Linked DNA regions of Homo sapiens: region 1 is linked to region 2. The links are chromatin loops, found by intact Hi-C in ENCODE. Cell type or tissue: PC-3. All regions are shown on one strand. Links, peaks and the distances in the headings refer to the core of each region. The heading gives the core; the rest is flanking DNA.

Region 1 (5,049 bases), core at 1-2,500, 1.2 Mb after region 2:
GAAAAGATAGCCCCAGGTCCCTTATTAACCTGTCAATCAAGATAAGAAATGGGCAGCTACCCTGCTAATGATGGGGCATCAATCATTGTGGGATGGGAGGGGCTTTGTTCTGCACATCCTGCTAAAATGTTTGTTCTCCTTACTTTACCTAATAGGAATCTTTAGTGGCTAAAAAAAATTTTAATAGAGTGGACGCTACTTTCTTGGCCGATCTTTCTCATGTAAGAGGCTTCGCATAGGATCTCCATAGTAGTAACATTTTGCAGATCCTTTTCAGAGTAAGTCTCGGTGTTAATTAAGTTATGCAATTAGAACCCCTGCTTTAGCTATCATGCCAATCTTATTTTTTAAAGCCAGAGACACTGTAAAAGTGTTCACCTCTCCAGTAGTTTTACTCATTAAAGAATTATTTTGTAACTTAGGTACCTATCAGTGGCCTACATCTAACCCACGTGTTGACTCATGTATAGTATACATATGCCAGCCATAAACTTTTTATATTCAGTTATAAAGTAGAATTTTGAGAGCAGATCCCAGAGTCTTTACCACATATGAAGGATGGAGAGAAAGCTACAAGACACAAGTTAGCATGTTGGCTTTCTCATGTAGCAGTATTGTCATTATTGACGCATTTTCAACTATATAGCACAGTGGGAAAATGTCCAGCTTTGAAGCTTTTTACCTTATTCTTCAATATATCATTATAAAATGCTATATTCGATAACTCAAGATGTATGTGTGTTTAAGCGAACTTATTTGACAAAAAACCCAATTTAAATTCTGAGGACAGTTCTCAATAAAAAGACCTGCATCTGTCATCACTAGAGACTGATTTTAGAGATGGTATTAAGACATAAGTGCTGGTTCTTTGCCTTTAAAGCTAAAACTTGAGTTGCATATTTGCCAGTACTCAGATGGTATCTACTAAGGGAACAAAACCCCAAAATTGATTTTAGGGTGGAAGAAAGAAACGAGTCTCTATCTGGCCAATTGCATTAGACAAATGAACACCTCTGTGTGCTATACAGGTGTGTCTTTAATTACATAAAACAAGTGTTAGTTTTTCAAAATCTTGTCAAATTGGGAGAGGGGTTGATGTGGTTGCTGTGTGGCTAGAAGATCAAGTCTAACATGATTAAAACCATTACTAAAGCCAAAGCTCATTAAAATTGCTTGTGGGAGAAGTTATGTGAAACACTTTCTATTTGCTTTATAATAAATGCAATTTGAAAGTACCATGAAACAGAAGGGAAAAAAGTTGATAAGAAAGTTTAAGGAGTAAACCATGGCACATTACAGTTTCTTAACCTGCACTGACCGCATTGCTGGTGCCTGTAATACTTCAGAGTTTGGGCAAAGAGAGTGAGATTGTCTTGCCAAAAGAAAACCAGGAGCAGTTGCAGAGCACGGGATGCAATTTAAAGTGTAGGTGCAAACGTTCTGTTGAGACATAAAAAGCAAATCAGTGCAAGTGTCTATCCGCTTTCCACATTTGATACTATACTGCCATCTGGTGGTAGTACGGGGTCCCAGAACCAGGAAGTTAGGGAGGTTCCTTCATTCAATTCATTCATTCAAAAATAGCACATGGAGAGCTAGCCTAGGCACAGGCACAGCCTCCGCCCAGAGGACCTGCAAACATTTTGTATTCATAATTCTGAATCCTTTCTCTGAAGCGCTCCAAAATTGCATCAGTGCACACTGAAGTTTAAGGACCCGCAAGACATTCCCGCACAGTGATAATACTTTTATTAACTTCAATTGCATTAAGTCCTCCATATGACCATTATGCTAAAAATGTAATTAAGCTGCGTTAAATTCCAAGAGCTGCGTTAAATTCCAAGAGCATATCTTCTTTAAATTAGCTTCTGAGTTACTTTTATTTAAAGAATGGGATGCTCACCAAAGATCCACCATATCAAAGCTTTCATGGAAGAAAGGATGAATAATAAAGAGTATTTTGAGGTGGGATGTGGTTGGCTTGCTTAATTAAATGTGCCGCTTTACAATTTCTCATGTAGAGGTCAACTCTGAGTCCAGGGGATGTCCGTCAGTACTGCACGTGAGTGCTGTTAGGGTGAGCAAGACGCAGGCCATCTCGTTTTACCTAGCCAGGTGTTCATGGAAACACACCAAGGAGTAGAAACTTCGCTGGAAAACAAGGTCGGTGAGCATCTGCGTTGGAATGCTGGAGCCCTCGGGAAGGAAGATGACACAGCACTGAGATGTAGGAAGAACAGGATCTTAAAGAAGGATGAGCAGGACCAGGACCGGTGGCTCACGCCTGTAGTCCCACCACTTTGGGAGGACGAGGCAGGCGGATCACCTGAGGTCAGGAGTTTGAGACCAGCATGGCCAACATGGTGAAACTCTGTCTCTACTAAAAATACAAAAATTAGCTGGATGTGGTGGCTGGCACCTGTAATCCCAGCTACTCAGGAGGCTGAGGCAGGTGAATCGCTTGATCCAGGAGGCGGAGGCTACAGTGAGCTGAGATCACACCACTGCACTCCAGCCTGGATGACAGAGCAAGACTTTGCCAAAAAAAAAAAGGGATGAGCAGAGAAATGAGGTTTCTGAGGACTGGAATGTCTAGTGGGGATAGGAGGGAAGGAGGAGACTGTGACCAAGGACCACATAAGATCTTGGAGGACTTACAGAGTTCAGAGGCCTCAGGGGCAAGAATCTTGCTGCCCATGAACAAGGAGCAGGGGCAAGAACCTGTGGCATTAGGGAAATGTGGAATCTCAGATCTCTCTTACTGAATCAGAAACTGCATTTTAACAAGATCCCCAAGCTTCACAGGCACACCGAAGGGTAGGAAGTTCTAGCACACCATCCCACATTTCACTGGTTAGAAAACAAGCCCAAAACAACTGTGCTTACTGAACATCACACAGTCAGGAGCACAGCTGGGCCTAGAAGCCACTAAGCCTACTTGTCACTCCTGTCTCTGTAGATCTTTTCCAGCAGTCCCACTCTTCTGTGTAGACCTCTGAGGCCACCACAAGGTGCATTCAGGCTGGGTGTGGTGGCTCACATCTGTAATCCCAACACTTTGGGAGGCCGAGATAGGAGGATCACTAGAGGCCAGGAGTTCTAGACCAGCTTGGGTAATATAATGAGACTCCATCGCTATAAAAAAATAAAAAGCCAGGTGTGGTAATGCATGCCTGTAGTCCCTTGGGAGACTGAGACAGAAGGATCGCTTGAGTCCAAGAGTTCAAGCCTGCAGTAAGCTATGAATCTGCTACTGCACTCCAGCATGAGCAATAGAGAAAGAGTCTATCTCAAAAAAAAAAAAAAAAATGCATTCATAGCTGATACAGCAACTTACCAGGGCTGTGTTTACCTGGTTACAGAATCATAGCAGAGTTCTCTCACAGTTTGGTGGTGGCCTACACAGGAAATGTGAACGCCCATCCTTCAGAGACAAGAGGAGCACTGTGGAAAGGCTTGCCTCTTGGGATCCTGGCCAACTTAGGCCAGCTCACCTGCCTTTTGCCTTCTACAGCCACCGTGTTCCAATAAATTCCACATTTAAGAGTCTGTGTTCTAGCTTAGTGAGAAGGCACAGTGACTGGGAGTAATATGGTTTGGTTCTGTGTCCCCACCCTAATCTCGTTTTGAATTGTAATCCCCACATGTCAAGGGAGGAACCTAGTGGGGGGTGACTGGATTATGGGGACGGATTCCCCCCCTTGATGTTCCGATAGTGAGTGAGTTTTCAAGTGGTCTTGTTTGGTAAGTGTCTGGCACTTCCCTCTTTCTCTCTTTCGCTCTCCTGTGACTGTGTAAGATGTGTCTGCTTCCCCTTCACCTTCCACCATGATTGTAAGTTTCCTGAGGCTTCCCCAGCCACGCGGAGCTGTGAGCCAATTACTCCTCTTTCCTTTGTCAATGACCCTGTCTCAGGGAGTATCTTTATAGCAGTGTGAGAGAGGACTAATCCTCTATTAGTCAGATGGGCTTCTGTTACTGATTGAGTTCACATGGGGAGAGGGGCCAAATGTGGAACGTGTTGGCCCTGGCTGGCAGAGGCCTGAGGGCCTTTCAGGGAGAGCCTGGCCTCGGCCAGGCAGAAGGAGAAACAGCAGAACCACTGTGCCGTGAAGGCCAGTGCAGGGATCAGGGAGAGAAAAGGGCTTAGGGAACCCAAGAGAGCGTCCCAGAAATCTCTGCAATGACAGAGCAACCTGAGGAAGAGCTTGACTGGCCCAGCAGACTCATGCTGCAGGCTGTGCCCGGGAGGGGGCCAAGAGCATGGGTGGCAGCTGAAAAGGTCAGCCAGTAGCCAGAGAAAGGTGGAAGGAAGGAATTGCCCCAGGACAAAAGGCAAAGTTAGGATCAATGTTAGTGAAACAACCCAAGTTGGATAGCTTTCCGAATCTGGGGCACAGCCATTCTTCACAGGGGACAAACGCATGCTTTTATAGCACCATGTTTATCATGCAGGTGAATCATACACTGATTTAAATTAGAAAACCAATTTCTAATATTTTCACCCCTAACAAGCCCATTTTTAATTAACTAGCACTCCAGCAGTAGTTCTTACCATGCTTACATGTTAAAAGCACTTGGGGTATGTTTTTGTTTTTTTTTTATCATTACCAATGCCCATGTTGCACCCCAAACCAACAGAATCAGAATTTTGGGGGGTGCCAGCTGAGAATTCAAAGTTTTCTAAAACTTCCCCAGGCAATTCCCATGTGCCGCCAGAGTTGAAAACCAGTGAATGTAACTGAATGTGGTATTATCATCCAAAGTGAAATATATGCAGATACAGATCTGGATATGTAGATGTATTTATAGATATATAAATCTGTAGATCTGTAGACATATAGATCTATATAGATATATAGAAATAGAAATTAGCTAAGCAAACTAGCTATTGTCATCTAACTTGACTAAACAAAAGCAGTTATTTTTTTCTTTTTGTCACCCTGAGAGGTATTTGGGAGATGACAGGAGTGCCCTCACCTGGCCCCAAGAAAGAACTTCTCAGTACACAGTTTTTGATAACTGTTTTTTCACCTATAAGGAAATAAC
Region 2 (8,322 bases), core at 2,730-5,229:
TGTAAAATTGTGTGTATGCAATTGTGTGTATATGATATAGATACAGAAATATATATGTATATAAATATAAATGTATACAATAAACACATCCATGTCTCATGCATAAAATCTCCAAGTAAAGGTCATCTAAATTTAGTGTATGTTGCAGAACAGTAAATGTTGCAAATAAGATCTTTGAAAATGTCTTCTATGGCTTCTTGTCAGGGGAATATGCCCAGGATGTGATGATCGGGACTTAAAGTATATACATAATTATTTTCACTAAATATGAAGAAAATCACCAACTGTGTCTGCATCCTTGAGATAAAGCATGAACATGTCCACATACATTTCCACTAAATTTGGCATAATGCAAATTTCTAAAATTAATAAATTGATATAAAGCGCCCTTTTTTTTTTTGAGATGGAGTTTCACTTTTGTTGCCCAGGATGGAGTACAATGGTGCAATCTCTGCTCACTGCAACCTCTGCTTCCTGGGTTCAAGTGATTCTCCTGCCTCAGCCTCCCGAGTAGCTGGGATTACAGTTGCCCACCATCAGGTCAAGGTAACTTTTTGTATTTTTAGTAGAGATGGGGTTTCACCATTTTGGCCAGGCTGGTCTTGAACTCCTGACTTCAGGTGGTCCACCCGCCTTGGCCTCCCAAAGTCCTGGGATTACAGGCTTGAGCCATCGCGCCTGGCCTAAAGTGCTCTTTTGTGTCATTTATCTGATCCCTAATTTTTCTGAGTTTCCCTTCACATATTTTTAATCTATTAAAGTTTTTCCTACTTTGAATTACATTCATATGCTTCTCAGTGTTCTGTTGGATTTCACAAGTCTTTTCTTGTTAATGTAAAATAGTTTCTTAAAAAGGAATCACTACTATTATAGAATGAGTGTTCTGTGTGTCTAAAAATCCTAGTTTCTTCCCGATATTTATTCTCTCATTTTTTGTTAGTTACTAGAGCCCCACATATTCAGTTGATAACATCATCATCCATGTAAATACTACACTTCTTAGCCTCCCTTGTGGCACAGTGTGGCCATGGAACTAAAGTTGGGAAAGTGAGATAGAGGCAGAATTGTCTGTGACTTCCAGGGATTTTCCTTACTGGAGGAGTTATTTTGTTTTTTTTGTTTTTTGTTTTTTGTTTTGTTTTGTTTTTTCCTCCTTTTTCATGATTGCAGCTTGGGATGGAGTTGTGTTTCCTGGAGCTCCAGCAGCCATATGTGACTCTGAGTAAGGGAGCTGTGTCCTGGGCAAAGCTGGGGAGCGCAGAGTTCTTATGGCTCATGAAGCAGAGCTGCCACGCCAAACCTGGATGACCGAGCCTCTGTCTGATTTTACATGAGCAAAAAGTATGCTCACTTGTCTAAGGAACTGTTATTTGGGGGATTTTCTGTCACATTCAGTTGAACCTTATTCTGTGTAATAGAGGCTGTACATAGATCTACTCCATAAACACAGATTATAGAGAAGAATCATGAATGACATAGGCAATGTGGCTTTGCCGTCGTGAATCGGTCAAGATTATTTACTCCATTTTCACTTCTGGGTACCTTGAATGTAGTGTATGACACTTGTTTCTTTTTCTCTTATCACAATTTTAGCTCATTTAATGACTGCTGGGCTAACCATGGCACATTCTTCTTCTGCATGTACCGTACATCTAGGTTCATGTCACTGTGTGATATCAGTGTCATTGTGACAGCCGTAAGAGGATACAGGAGCACCAGTACAACAAAGTCACCTGTTGCGGCTGATGTGAGTATTCCTTTAGGTTTAAATGAACAGGAAAATGGACACATTGGCAACAGGGAGCTCAAAAACAGTCTGTCAAATGAGGTCACAGAAACTATATGCAAATTTAATTTAAAATGCTGAGCTCTGTCCTCAGTTGCATGTGCCTCTGCACAACAGGTTTCTATTTGGGAAGGGCAGTGTAGTTCTTCTCACATTTTTTTGCTTTGTTTTCTCCCAGGCTTCATGTGAAATCAGAAGACCCATGAGAGGGCATCTGGAGACTGGCCCTAAAGTGCTTTTCTCCACAGGAATGTCACGTGGGCACTGCAGCCAGGTGTCCCAGTTGCCTCTGAGGAGGGCTGCGTTCCCATCTTCAGTGAGGCAGAGCTGAGAGAAAGCAGGCAGGGTTCAGAGTTCCTTCACCCACTTGCTTAAGCCATACATTAAAGGTTCAAACTCAAATAAATCTGAGATCTTACAGAAGCATTTAGAACCACGTATAAAGTATGGATCACTTTTAAGTATTTGAGAATGCACACAAACCACATGAAGCTACTTTTGTTAAAAGTATATGTTCTTTGCAGTAGTGGTTAGTAGTATTCTTTTGTGAGGTGGCTTTTTTTTATTTTTTCGAGACAGGGTCTTACTGTGTTACCCAGGCAGAAGTGCAGTGGTACGATCATAGCTCATTGCAGCCTCAAACTCCTGGGCTCAAGCAATCCTCCCAAGTAGCTGAGACTGCAAGGACACGCCACCACATCTGACTATTTACGTATTTATTTTTTGTAGCAACAGGGTCTTACATGTTGCCCAGGCTGGTCTGGAACTCCTGGCCTAAAACAACCCTCCTGCCTCAGGCTCCCAAACTGCTGGGATTACAGGGCTGAGCCACGGTGCTCTGCTAGCATTTTGTTGTTGTTTTAAGCAATCACCGTTTGGATTCTTAGTTCTCTTAACTTTTAGGTTTTTAACAGTTCAATACACCTTCAAGTGTTCCTTGGAATATTTTTTTCTGGTTTAACTATTGGTTCAGGCAATGTCTATGGCCCGTTATAACGCTAAGACTCTCTGATCTGTATCCATTTGGTTAGAGAACGTATGAGTAAAGCAAAGGTCATTCAATGACTTCACTCCAATACCTTTTCCGTAATCTCTAGTTCTAAAGTTTGCCTAATGCTTTTGGGTATTTCACTCTAATAACTTTTCCGTAATCTCTAGTTCTAAAGTTGCCTAATGCTTTTGGGAAAAAGGTGCTTTTGAGACAAATACTTCAGAGTCCCTGCTCTGCTAATGCAGAGCCAGTCTTAATTAATAGTGAAAATGACATTGTTTTGCCTTATTCAATAAGATTAACTGAGCAAACATTTATTGAGCAGCAATTCTGGACAAGACGTTAAGAAACATACAAAATGGGTTGGGCGCAGTGGCTCACACCTGTAATCCCAGCACTTTGGGAGGCCGAGGCAGGCAGATCATGAGATCAGGTGATCGAGACCATCCTGGCCAACATGGTGAAACCCCATCTCTACTAAAATACAAAAGATTAGCCGGGTGTAGTAGTGGGTGCCTGTAGTCCCAGCTACTCTGAAGGCTGAGGCAGGGGAATCACTTGAACCCAGGAGGCGGAGATTGCAGTGCTCTGAGATCGCTCCACTGCACTCCAGCCTGGTGACAGAAGGAGATTCATTCTCAAAAAAAAAAAAAAAAGCAAATAAAAAAGAAACATACAAAATGATAATAAATTGTATTGACATTAGGAAGCTTAAGGGAAATATGACATACTAATAAATTACCGTAATTAAGGCATAATATAATAATAAAATAAGAGAATAAAGTGTTTTAATAAACATGTTCTACCACCCACAGTTCCCAATGTGCAGCTTCACTCAGGGGAAGTAAGTTTCTAGGCCAGCCGCTAAGGATGCATTTAGTTTATATTCAGCCTCTCAAAATGCAGTTCTGTAATCAGAATACAAAAACAACCAACAACATCACTAGCCCAAACTTCATTACATTTCAGGTAATACTAAAAGTCATACAATGCTTACAACATAAAACTTTGTCGTGGAGAGTATATTCAATAAACCTTACATGTAAAGCAGTAAGAGCTCTTTGCCTACAAAATATAAAAAGTAATTACAAGTAATACTCTCAATACATCTCAGATGCATTGCTATTGTTCGCTGACTTGCTCAGTTGATCCTCTCTCAGTCAACTTATAGCTCTTCCTTACCACTAAGCGGCAGTAAAGGCTAAATAATGACGCAAATCTACTAATCTACTAATATATAATTAATAATAAAATAATATATAATCTACAAATCTACGTGTTCCCTATCCAAGTGAAGTTTTCCCATTATTTATACTTAATAAATAAATAAATAAATGTGAGATGGGATTTTAAACTTCCACATTAAAAAAAAGAAGAGTGGAGGGAAAAGTGGGGAGGGGAGAAATAAAGACATGTGAATAAAACATTTGCTTTACCATTTATCTTTTAAAATGACATGGAATGCCAATTTCAGGATCACTTAATCTTTAAAAAAAACAAAACAAAACAAAACAAAACTGCAGTCTGAACACCGTCCTTACAAACCTGCCAATCGCTGGTTCACTGTGTTAGGTCTCCCATGTTGCCTATATTGTCACTGAATTACACTTGACCCTTGCATGGGATTACCCTCCACCCTGTGGGTCTTCACTAACTAGGACCCCATCTGCCTGCATGCCATGCTGACCACTTTCCTTGCCATCTGTTAGCTCCTTCTTTAGTATTTGATCTTCAGGCCCCCACTTCCCCTTCTAGCTCTTTCTGGCACTCTGGTTTTCTCTGTTCCTTTAGCCCATCCTATCCCAGATCAGCTCTCAGAAACGAAAATGGGGACTTCAGGAGGGAGAAAAGGAAAGCTGTTATTATAACCCTTCCTATCTCATTTTCCTATACATTTCTCCCTTTCTGTCTTAGTCTCTCTCTCTCTCTCTCTAATACACACTCATACACACACAGAGAGAAATTTACATAGTAAGAGAGATTAGGAAGGTAAATTTCTTGGCAGAGTCAGGAAAAGGTTGAAGAGTTGCTGATATTAAAACAAATTTGAATTAAACTTTTTTAGACTTCATAGGTAGCTCCTCTCAAAAAGGTTAAGTTAAGGAATTTTGTTCAGGGCAGATTACAGAATATATGTAAAATATTTGATACTGTTTTGTTATTATTAAAACTCTAATCATATAATTGTATATAATATTTTTAGAGTAAATAATTATATAGTTTATATTTCTTTCTAATCTAGATATGGATTCTTACTTTAGCTTGGATATTTGTTAATCTTTTCACAATCATTGAGATAAAATCAACTTATATTTTATGTAAATTATAGTCCCTTACTGAATACCATAGAATTGTTATCATAAATCTTAAATAAGAGGTTATATGTTTCATATAACTTTCCAAAAATAAAACCAACAGTGTGCTTTGTTTTCCATTATTATGACTCTGGAAGTTATAAAGCTTTTACTATTGCACATATTGTTACAAATAAACAGTTTGACTGAAAATGCGTGCAGTTTCACCTAAAAATAGAAAACAAAAGCTTTGTTTTAAAAAGCTGTCAAGGAAAATTTGAATAAAAGCGATATTTTCCACAATTCAGATTTAATTAATTTTATATATTGCAATTGATTTAAATAGAATTTTAATTTCAGAACCATTTTAGATTTACAGAAAATGTGTGAAAATAGTATGGTGTTCCTGTAAAGCCCCAAACCCAGTTTTCTCTATTATTAATATCTTACTATGGTATATTTGATATAATTAATGAATCAGTATTGATGAACTATTGATATCTAAAGATCATACTTGTTCGGAATTCCTCAGTTTATTTATTGTCTATTTTCTGTTCCAGGATACAATTTAGAGCATAACATTACATTTAGGCATTAGGAGAGAGACTCGAAGTCACATTGTGCTGCTGGTCCATTTAAAACTTCCTGTTTGAAGATGCGTAACAAATTATATTTTCAAGTTTTAAAAGTCACATTTTTAACTTACAAAATGTTTAGAGTGCACATGAGTATGTGAAACACACTTTCATGATTAAAATACTAAATTTTGGAATATATAAGTTTTAATTACTAGAAAATGTTTTCAACTGTGGGTGTATTTAGTTTATTTAAGTGTTTTTATGAAAGCATTTTGGAAGTCTCCACCCATGAATTGGTGTCTCTTAACTTCTACCTGTATTTCTAAGTGTCAATTATATATATTTTACTGTTTTTCTATTTAATGCATAAAGTTATTTTTGAGTGCGGTATATATCTTTTAATAATATAAAAGGCATAACTCTGTTCTTTTTACCTATTAAATGGATAAACTTTTATTTACGCGTGTCCCAATATCACTGATTCAATTTTTGCAATGTGAACTCTGCTTTCTACTCCAATAAACAAGTCATTTAATTAGAGTCTTGTTTGTTTCATTTCCTTAGCGTTTTCATTTTTGTGTGTACTTCTGCACCATCCGTTCTCTTTCCTAACAGATTTAAGTAGTATTGATTGACAGCCTACTCTGTGCCAGTCTTTCCTCCATGGGACTAGCTTCTAAGTCAACACTTCCAGAGGCTCTGGTTCAAGTGCCCACAGGCGGGTCAGCTGGCTCCTCTCTTTCCATGGGCACACCCATCAGTCAGGTCCCTTTGTAGCTCTTTCCATTGGCTTCTCATATTTTTCATCCCTCTTGTCAACAGAGTCAGTGTTTTCTTGATTTTTTTTAAATAAAAAGCTCATGCTTTTTGAAATTTAATTATATTTCTTGGACTGATATTTTCCTGTTTATTTTATACTAAAAACATGTTTTTCTTCTGAATTATTCCTTTCCATTAATGCTGTAGGGTGTTTTTAAACGTTCAAAAGTTGTTTTAGATTGTGTTGTTTTAATTAATTTTATTCTGTTCCTCATCTTTTAAATAAATTAGACCAGGCGTTTTGCTAATAACACTGCATGGATAAATTCTCCTTGGCCCCAGTTACCGTTCACCTGATTGCTGTTTCAATTTTCACTTCAGACCTTAAACTGAAGAGTGGAATGATTGTCACAGTCTCTAGCCATATTCTAGTGATTGCCATTTGTTTTATAAAGTTCTGAAAGAGATAAAAATATGTATGATGCTCTTTCCTAGTTATATGAATATATGTAAGAGAGTTTAGTCATAAATTATTTGATGCATACACTAACATAAATTTTTGAAAAACAGAGGAAAAAAGCATAACCAATTCCCAAGGAGCATGACTCTCTTAAGTTCTTTCTTACCCATTCCTTTTGACTTTAGTATTCAAAAGTCAATATTTTAGGACACCTTGCTAATCTACTTCTATCCCCGATGGTTTTGCAATAATGAATAAGTAGGTTTCCACATAAATGAGGACAATGTTTCACTAATGGACTGTGAAGGAATGCAGGGAAAGAAACAGACAAATAGACATGGGTAGGCGGGAGTCACCGGGACAGCTTCTTCTGAATAGTGAAGGCGCAGGTCTGAGGTAGGGAGTATGCCGTTGGGTAGACAGAAACCTTTTATCCCTCTTCTAACTAGCCCCAGTATTTTGTCATTGACTCCATCTCCACGTTGGTAATGGGAAATTCTCATAGTTTCTGACAGAAATAGCTTCTTTGTATACAGCCTTTAAGAGAAACGCTTATATTGTTGAACATTAATTTCTTTAATAAATGAGGAGGTATGCATGATTTGATTATGTGAGGAAAACCATATCATCAAAACAATTGCACTTTTGTAATTAAATTTTGGGAATTATACACTAAATTATTGTGCATTTCTAAATCAAAACATACTAAGGAATCTTCTGTGTTAGAGAGCATTATCACCACTACTCCCACCACTACAGCCAGCATAATCATATATTTTCTTATTGGTGTATATTTTGTACCAGGAAAGTGGTAAACATGTTACATTCATATATTCATTTACTTATGTTAAAACGTTATCACATAGGTATCATTATTATCCCCACTTGACAGACAAGGCAAATGAGTGAAAAAGTTACTAACTAAATTGATAAGGGTCACAGAACTAGTTAGATCCAATAGGTGATTTGTGCTCTTAAATACCAAGGTAGAGCAGAAACTTAGAAATTACTTTTAAGGACTGGACATTTCTGTGTTAGACATTCTCAAACCACCAGAGAGAACAGTTAAGATGTTTATTTGAGGAGATTTCTAAATAGCATCCATGCTATTAATAGACTACCTGTGCCTATTCTACTCCACAAGTATTCTAGAACCTGTGAGAATTTTTAAAGTATCCCCAGGTGATTGTTCTTAATCCTTACTCCTCCCTAGTTAAAAGTCCTAAAAAATAAGGATAACTGAGAAATAGAATAATGCTTCTCATACTTAAATGTATATGGCAATCAGCTAAGAATTTTGGTAAAATGCAGATTCTAACTCAGCAAGTTTGGGATAGAGCCTGAGATTCTGCATACCTAGCAAACTTCCAAGCAATGTTGATACTGCTTGTCCGTGGACCACTCTGAGTAGCAAGGGTCTAGATTATTTGGAACTTGCTGCTAACCGGCCCAGT

What was found. Peaks named below come from ENCODE experiments on the same cell type or tissue, not always from the same donor. Only the 100,000 strongest peaks of a DNase experiment are listed, where the experiment ranks them.
Region 1: it touches region 2 in a loop (6-fold over the local background); 72 of 110 quality-filtered maps call a loop at or near these places.

The regions. Positions count from the first base shown.
Region 1 is chr10:35,632,154-35,637,202 of GRCh38, reverse strand. No RefSeq gene overlaps it. Among named protein-coding and RNA genes, the nearest start is that of MIR4683, 6.6 kb to the left of the region's middle. RefSeq lists an enhancer at 1-749. In PC-3, for the core only: CTCF peaks have their summits at 1,299 and 1,510 (motif pointing left); DNase peaks (open chromatin) are centred at 112, 442, 1,452 and 2,162; H3K4me3 peaks cover 1,457 bases; H3K27ac peaks cover 2,500 bases.
Region 2 is chr10:36,876,715-36,885,036 of GRCh38, reverse strand. No RefSeq gene overlaps it. Among named protein-coding and RNA genes, the nearest start is that of ANKRD30A, 240 kb to the left of the region's middle. In PC-3, for the core only: a CTCF peak has its summit at 3,949; a DNase peak (open chromatin) is centred at 3,956.